3 separate regions of the Homo sapiens genome follow, and all the other regions are linked to region 3. Evidence: chromatin contacts called from ENCODE Hi-C or POLR2A ChIA-PET data. All regions are on one chromosome and are shown on one strand. The core of a region is the stretch at or near the end of the contact, and the rest is flanking DNA. Distances in the headings are between cores, read along the strand shown.

Evidence for each region. A loop is a pair of places that touch in the nucleus more often than their neighbours do. ChIA-PET counts read pairs that join two places held with the same protein, here RNA polymerase II (POLR2A). Pooled maps may share reads with other maps.
Region 1: a pooled map shows a loop between it and region 3 (2.3-fold over the local background). The contact joins two enhancer-like sites. A Hi-C loop is called at or near these places in 5 of 168 maps with a recorded cell type or tissue (IMR-90, PC-9, ascending aorta and 2 more) and 3 of 50 pooled maps.
Region 2: a loop to region 3 is called in a map of endothelial cell of umbilical vein, with 5 times the contacts of the local background. The contact joins the promoter of FLJ20712 here to the enhancer-like site in region 3. A Hi-C loop is called at or near these places in 2 of 168 maps with a recorded cell type or tissue (Caco-2 and endothelial cell of umbilical vein) and 4 of 50 pooled maps. POLR2A ChIA-PET finds 5 or more read pairs at or near these places in 3 of 52 experiments (H1, HEK293T and PC-3).

Annotation. Positions count from the first base shown.
Region 1 is chr7:33,873,764-33,876,463 of GRCh38, reverse strand. All of the region lies in intron 1 of LOC124901613 (a long non-coding RNA gene), which reads right to left. Among named protein-coding and RNA genes, the nearest start is that of BMPER, 30 kb to the left of the region's middle. Within about 2 kb of position 1,408, at least 3 of the 41 ENCODE cell types and tissues checked have a DNase peak (open chromatin) inside an H3K27ac peak, as active enhancers do.
Region 2 is chr7:33,724,630-33,727,329 of GRCh38, reverse strand. It overlaps FLJ20712 (a long non-coding RNA gene), which reads right to left and starts at 1,349. Exons shown (of 2, transcript NR_165282.1): 1 at 1,221-1,349.
Region 3 is chr7:33,806,899-33,809,598 of GRCh38, reverse strand. No RefSeq gene overlaps it. Among named protein-coding and RNA genes, the nearest start is that of FLJ20712, 82 kb to the right of the region's middle. Within about 2 kb of position 1,283, at least 5 of the 41 ENCODE cell types and tissues checked have a DNase peak (open chromatin) inside an H3K27ac peak, as active enhancers do; they include PC-3 and endothelial cell of umbilical vein, where a contact is called at or near this core.

The DNA of each region.
Region 1 (2,700 bases), core at 159-2,658, 67 kb before region 3:
CCAAGGTGAGAATCCTATTTCTTTCCTCTCACCTATTATGGATATTTTTAAAACAGACCTAAATGGAAATCTTCCCATAATGACATTCTAGACCTGAAGCTTCTTATTTTTCTAGACCTGGAACTGAATGCAAAATGCAATGTGTATGTGGTATGCATGTTTTCTTTTACTTGACTTTAATAAGTTTCTCAAAATGATCTATAAGCCTTATATTTTAAGAACCACATTTCTAAGCCAAGAAGATTCATCACTTACTTTATATAAACCCCCAAATTTCCTCCTTGAACCACTGCTAATTTTCACACAGTGTGAGGGATACTGCTGAATATAAACTTGTCGGGTAGAATATAGAGAAAAGGCAAATCCAGAGTGATCCAACAGCATTCCCAAATGCATCCAAAATACTGGAGTGCAGGACGCAACCAGGATTATTTGAATTCCATTTGGATCCCCATAATTCCATTCTTTTTAAAAACGGGTCATCCTTTTCTTTATTATAATGAAGCATTCTTTAATATTTCTTGCCTCTCTGGTTGAAGATGCTTTTGAAAAGCAAGACTTTAGTTGTATATTTTTTCTGGATTCCCTAGCAATATATTTTGATGCAATCATTGAAAAATGTCATGCTCTCTCTGGGGTCTTCGCAGTCAATGGTAACTAAACATTTGATTGAGAAGTGTACTTTCTGTGGACTTTTTTAGGGTCACTGCGATGTGAACAGAACCCAGTAGAATTCACTTCTGCTGTTTCATTTTAAAATAGGGTTGAGAATGGAAATAATGCCTTTCTAAGTGGAACTGAACTTCAACTTTGAAGGGATGCTATAGATTTCTGAGGGAGCAAGAGCTTGTGTCTGGAACCCAGCATCTCCATGTGGTTAACAGCTTCTAAAATTTATCTCATGTGTTTAAGGTTTTTTGTATAAATTTAAGGGACTTCACATTTCTAACCAGTGTGTTAACACTTAGATTAAGACCACACTTACACACCCTTTTCTTACTTAAGAGCAATTAAATGGTGTACTAACAAGAAGAAAGTTACTTTATTTACAGTGTTGATGGAAAAATATTGGCAATGTGATAACTATTACTATAAAAATATGATTTTTTAATACTTCTAAACTAACCTTTGAAAAAGGCTGTGTCTTTTTTCTTTTTTTCAAGGCAAGGTTCTTGGAACCACTTGGTGAGTCTATATCGAATATTTTACTTTCTTTTTTCTGTGAGACAGCAAAAAGTTCATCCAAATAGAACCATGCTTCTACCACATAAATCACTCAGAAAATCTGGTAACTTTCCATGTGATTCAGTTAAATCCTTTAAATCCCACAGGAGAATTTACTTGCTTTTGGCATATTTCACCATATTAGGAGGAAAACCAGTCTCCAGGGACGTGGTGGTTAACGTGAATGGGCCAAAGGCAGATGTCCTAAACTCAGTTTTGTTAGCTTAGGCATTTTCAGATGGTGTTTCTCTTGGTCAAAGTTCCTCGAGAAGTTTCTTTTCTGTGTCCTCCGTCCCCGCTTAGGTCCCCCACAATGTCTTTAAAAGGACAGACCCTTTCCTTTTATAATTAAATATAAGATTTAAATGTAGAGGGCCGTTAACATGTTAAACTAAACCCAGCCTTACCTAACACCAGGATGGGTGGGTTTGAGTGCACAGCAAGAGATGCAGGGAGAATAGAAGAGAGCAAGACACTCGCTGAGAAGTGGAGGGGCTGAAGGAAGCAAACCAAGTCTTCTCCCATTTCTCAATTTTGCCCAAGGCTGGCCCACATGTTAGTGGATTCTCTGAGCTGAGATAGAAATCCACCTTCTGGAGGCGGTTGCTATTATATGGGTTGTGCAAACTCTAAACAACTTTACTCCAGAAGACTTTTGCATCCTGCATATTTTTAAGTTTTATTACATAAATATGAATGCACAATGCCCAGGAAAGAGGTGTTCTGTGTCCTAAGAAGAGTCACTGTTTGTTCATAGATGCTCAGGTCATGACTCACATGCTTTTTAAGAGACTTTTCTTTCAAGTGAATGTAAATGGGGTGGAGGAAGGGAGAGAGGGAGACAAAATCAGGGACAGAATGCCATCCACTATAAATTATATTGATGTCACAATGAAAAGAAATAGCTCCTCTGCAAGACTTCACATATTCAAGTCAACAAATGGCTAAGTGTTGTAAATATTTCCCAGTTCCATGGGTTTGAGAGTAAATTTTAAAAATCATATTGGGGCTCTCTGCTAAAGATAGTAGAAGTCCAGCCTCTCCCAGAGTCAGACTGGTCATTGGTCATCTCCACTCCTAGAAGAGTTTCAAACATCTGTACTTTCAGACTGGAGGAAATAAGGTAAGGAAGGAAACAAAAAGGAATGTTTTCAATGTGTGGCCTCTTACTCTACCCTCTTGAACAATCTCAGTAGATCCTGGTGAGACGCCCCTTCCCTTTCTTTTCGAGAATTTCTTCGATAGAAAATTTAGCATAGCAGAGCTATAGAATTTGGAGAATTTCTACATATATGCTTGATCTCTTTTGAAACTCAATAGACCTGCTAGCAGGGTAAAGAAGAAAAGTATTGCATTCAGTCTAACCCAAGGGGGACTTGGATCACCTAACCCAGATTCCCCAGGGCTCATGCTGAGGCTCATTCTTCCTTAATTCAAAACATGGGCTGTGTCTTGAAGTCTGAATGCGAAGGCTCA
Region 2 (2,700 bases), core at 100-2,599, 82 kb after region 3:
TGTTCTTGCTTCCTCTTAGCCTAGAGCAGTGCTTGAAGGAGGATAGAAATTTCCTGGGGGTCTTGTTAAAATGCAGGTTGTGATTCAGCAGGCCTGGGGTGAGCCCGGGCTTCTGCGTGTCTAACAAGCTTTCAAGTCCAAGGATGCTGTTGGTCCCAGGACCACACTTTGAATGGCAAAGGCCAGTACGTATGTCCCAGATTCCTAAGTCTGGTGTTCAAAACTCTGGGCCCCTCCCCCTAGACTACCTTTCTTACCTCCTTGATCTCTTCCCCACCCCTGCGATGCTCCGGGCAGAGTCACCTGCCAGCCCACAGGCACACCCACACCCCAGCTTGCCCACCGCGGGGGTTCTGTGCCCACCATTTCCCTCAGCAGGAAAGCTAGCACCCAGCTCTGCCGTTCAAATCTTACCTCCTTCAAGTCCTAGCCTTCCCATAAAGACCATTGTCTTCCTTACAGGAAGAGCTGCATTCCAGAGCCATGGCATACAAAGGGAACAATCTCTGCTTTCTCAGGAAGTGTCAAACCCAGACACTGTTTGGGAGAGACAGATCTGGGCCGCCTCCCTAGAGTGGTGGAGCAACCCCTGAAAGCTGCCTTGGCTGGGACCATGGCTCTCCGATGGGAAGGCCTGCTGCATGATGGCCCTTTCGGAAGGGCATTCACTAGAGTCTGGTATGCTTAACAATTTGGAAACCAGGGTCCGTCATGCAGTGAATACATGTGTCTGAGAAAATCTGGCTGATACAGATAGAATTTCATTTTCATGCTTCACCTTGGTAAGGCCAAATACCAGCTAATGAAAAGTGGATTATGAATTCTTTTTCTTTTTGAGATACAGTGTCACTATGTCGCCCAGGCTGGAGGTGCAGTGGTTCGATCTCATCTCACTGCAACCTCCACCTCCCGGGTTCAAGCGATTCTCATGCCTCAGCCTCCTGACCTAGCTGGGATTATTGGTGTGCATCACCACGCCAGGCTAATTTTTGTATTTTCAGTAGAGACGGGGTTTCGCCATGTTAGCCAGACTGGTCTTGAACACCTGGCCTCAAGTGATCTGCCCACCTCGGTCTCCCAAAGTGTGGGGATTACAGGTGTGAGCCATCGCACCTGGCCTGTACTTTCTATAAAAATATTTTATACCATCTGATATTTAACTGGAAAATGACTGCAGAACTCTTAGCCATCCTTTGTTTTAAATATTCAAAAGCACTTACCTGACACAGGCCCCTAAGAAAGGCTATCTGGGGCACTCTTTTAGTTTTTCTGTTTTATTCCTGATGGTGAAATTCCAGCCAAGATTTTCTGGTTGTGGAACCTCTTCTGATTCTGCCGTTTCACTGACTGGAAATGATTGCTAATTGGAATGAAAATTTTCATCTTATCTGCCCCTCTGTTATTTTGCAGAGGAGGGTGTGGTGTTATCAGTTTGCAGTGGGGTTTAGGGGTGGTGTCAGCCTTGCAGAAGGTTTGGTGGGTTTTCATTTCCCTGGCTTTGCTATCTGCTGTTTTGAGGGAAATGGGTAACCGGATCTTAGAATCCCTGGATGTGAAGAGATAACATTGACTATAGGCAATTCTATTTACTGATAAAAATAATATAGTTTTCAAACAGTCCCACAATGAGTCACTTCTAAATAGTCAGAAATACATTTCCTGCTATTATTCTTTGAGACTGAATTGATAATTTTATAAAATTACTCCCCTCACTAAGGTAGTCCTATTGAATGCATGCCGAATTTGCAACATGGTCTTAAATCTGCAGTACCCTGGTCTTTTGGGACCCACCAGATATGAATCAAAGTCCCGAGCATATTCTCTCATAAGAAATGTACTCTACTTGCTTCTTGCTGTTCACGTTACCAAGAAAAAGAAATGTATTCTACATCTAGCTCCCCTTCCTGAAAATAACAAAGAATAGCATCAGAGCAAGAGTCAGACAAAATCTACTGGCAAGAGTCCAGAATGTCAGGGCACTAGCTCTTCAGCCATCCCCCTCTTTGGCAAAAGGCAAACATCACAAATCACTGATAAGCCAAAGCCTCATCTAAGCACCGAGTGTGGCTGTGGGCTCTTGAAGCAAAAGTCAAGAGACCTGGATGCTATGTCCTGCTGCTTTGCCCCTCAACAGCTTGGTTACTTTGGGCAAGTCTTTTAATCAATGTGAGCCTCAGCTTCCTTATCTGGAAAATGGGGTTAACGACTGCCCCACTTACCTTGCAGGATGGCTGTGACAGTCAAGCCAGATTGTTCCTGGGCAAGCACCTTCTAAATTTACACAAAGAGGTGAGTGCCATGTGATTGGCAGGGAGTATCCGCTGCCGGTTCTGGGGCTCAACAAAGCAGTTCTGTCTTCTGCTGTGCTCCCAGCCTTCCCTCCCAACCTGGGTTACCTTTTAAAGATAGAAGAATTGGCTGGGAGCAGTGGCTCACGCCTGTAATCCCAGCACTTTGGGAGGCTGAGGCAGGCAGATCACGAGGTCCACAGATCGAGACCATCCTGGCCAACCTGGTGAAACCCCGTCTCTACTAAAAATACAAAAATTAGCTGGGCGTGGTGGCACACACCTGTAGTCCCAGCTATTCGGGAGGCTGAGGCAGGAGAATCTCTTGAACCCAGGAGACAGAGGTTGCAGTGAGCCAAGATCGCTCCACTGCACTCCAGGCTGGTGACAGAACAAGATTCTGTCTCCAAAA
Region 3 (2,700 bases), core at 34-2,533:
AGATATGAAGAGACTGGGTTAAGGAACTTGCCAGGGATCTTACAGCAAGTAGAAGAGCCAAGATGTGAGCATGAGTGCCAAGCTGCTCAACCCCCACATCCAGACACGTTTCTAATGCCCCACACTGCAGAAGGCAGATCATGTTTTTCCTCAAGGATCAAGTTCACTTGCCCTCCAATGACCTCCTCTGTGAAGAGAAGGCCGCTTTAGGTGATCTCTGAGGACCTCGTGAACTCTAGAACTGCCAAAGCTTATTGTGATTTTTAAGCCAAGATGTGTTTCACAACACAGCATAGGAGGAGAAACCTGCCTTTATAGATCCTCCTTCCATGTAACTATGAATTTACTGCCTTGATTTTCTCATTTCAAAAAATGGATCTGTACCAAGCATACCACTTACTTCTCTTAAAATACATACCATGTTGCTGACAAATACATTTATAATACATTTTAAAATAAAGATAAATAATAATGCCATGAGAAAAAGCAGGGGGTAAACAATGTTGCCAAATTTAATAAGGGTTTCACTCTTTTTTTTTTTTTTTTTTTTTTGAGATGGAGTTTCACTCTTGTCTCCCAGGCTGGAGTGCAATGGTGCAATCTTGGCTCACTGCAACCTCTGCCTCCCGGGTTCAAGCAATCCTCCTGCCTCAGCCTCCTGAGTAGCTGAGATTACAGGTATGCACCACCACACCCAGCAAATTTTTGTCTCTTTAATAGAGACAGGGTTTCACCATGTTGGCTAAGCTGGTCTCGAACTCCTGACCTCAGGTGATCCACCCACTTTGGCCTCCCAAAGTGCTGGGATTACAGGCATGAGCCACCGTGCCCAGCTGGGGTTTCACGTTTCTTTTAAAGGATTATTTTTAAAAGGCTGGTCACTATGTACTAAGCAGAGAAATGTCATCTGAGTCAAGGGGTGAGAAATGGGTTCTCACAAAGGCAACACACAGTCAGCTCAAGGGTAGCCCCATGTCTCACAGCCTCACAAGCTGTGACTTCCCACCTTTGAAGTATGGAAGCTAAAGTCTCACTAGATCCCCATAGGCAGAGTGGTGCCAGGAGTATTGATAGTGACAATTGAAATTCAATGTAGATTGACCATTTTATCTGTGCCAGGCAGCATGAAAAACTTTAGGAAGATGACTAAGATATAATTCTTGCCCTAAGAGCTCATAGTTTTGTCTGGTGATCTTTGACTCTGTTTCCATGGCAACACACTTGACTAATGACTTTCATATCCCTGGCACAGTAGGATAAAGTGCTCAGTTACACCTAATTCGCATTCTGGAGCTGTATCTCCACCACCTTCTCTCTCGCTCGCTCTAGCTCTCTCTCTTGTCTTTGTTCTCTTGCTCTCTTTCTCAGTTATCTAATGTTTAAATATGAAAAACAAAGCCAGCATATCTCCCTCACAGTGAGAGTGATCTAGCAATGATCTTAGCTTCCCTTAACTTGTAATAAAGAAGGAATGTGTTTGAACATGTTTGTACTTTATTTATTACTAGTAACCAGTGACCTGCAACCACCTCCTATTGTCTTGACATGCCAGTGTGTGGAGCATCACAGGAGGCTGAAAATCACTGGTCTTGTGGGAACTGAGCCTCAAGTTCAGGCTGCTGCCTCCTGCCGGGCAGGTTGTGCACCGCATGACTCCAGAGGGCGCCACTCGCACAGTCTACGATGGGGAAGGAACCCCACCCCCCGCCCCACTGGAGTTGTGTAATCAGGTGGTCTTACCCAAGTTGGACTTTGGGCCCAGCTTGAAAACCTCCTAAACACCCACTTTGAGCAGGCTAAGCTTCCATATCGCAACATTCCATCTGGCCAAACTACATGGACTCTTTTCTGCAAGGGAGTTTCTAACCTGACTTCTGACTTTGTAGGGAAGAAGAGAAAAGCAGGAAGGTTGATTTCACTCTAACCAGCTTTTAAGATGACTTGGTTTCTCATGAACCTGGGATCTTTAATATGGAGGAAAATCCAGCTCTAGAGGGAGAAGAACGAATGGTGAGAAGCAGGTCTCCACCCTCTTGCTTTCTATTGTCAAACAACAGGTCCCCAAAACCTAAGACCGATCACATGGAAATGACCCTATGCCAGTGCATCTGCAGATGTTGGAGCCATGGGGACCCTGAAGTGGGGGCAGTGCCAGAAGCCCATTCCAGGAACAGGAATTAGTTGCATCCCTGCTCTGGTGACAGTGGGTGATGTGGACAATAGCTGGCTCCAGTAGGCTGGGAGGGATGAGGGATATCTTGACTTTGTCAGGGGCTCTCCTATCCATGAAGCCTCCTTTCCCGAAAATGTGTTAGAGGGTTTATCAGTGGGGTACATCGGGCTGTCCTGTGAGAATGCCTCCCATTCCCCCCATAAATGAGCCCAGATGTTTCGGGCCATCTCCTTGACATAGCTTCGTTGGAGTTTCCATACAGAAAATGGCTACTCCCTGCCTGAGAAAATTTCCCAGCTGTCATGGCTGCTTCCATGTTCCTGACAAGCTGCTCCAAAAGTTATTTCAAGATGGAAGCAGCAGAAAGATGGATTAGCTCTGTCAACGGGGAGTCCTGAAGTCCTGCCATTCACTGAGCAAAGAAGCGTGTGCCTGCCATGGGCGGCTGATAAGGGAAGTGGACACAGGATAAACTTCAGCCCAGCCAGCTGACAAAGCTCAAATGCAGTCTGAAAGAAAACAGCTAC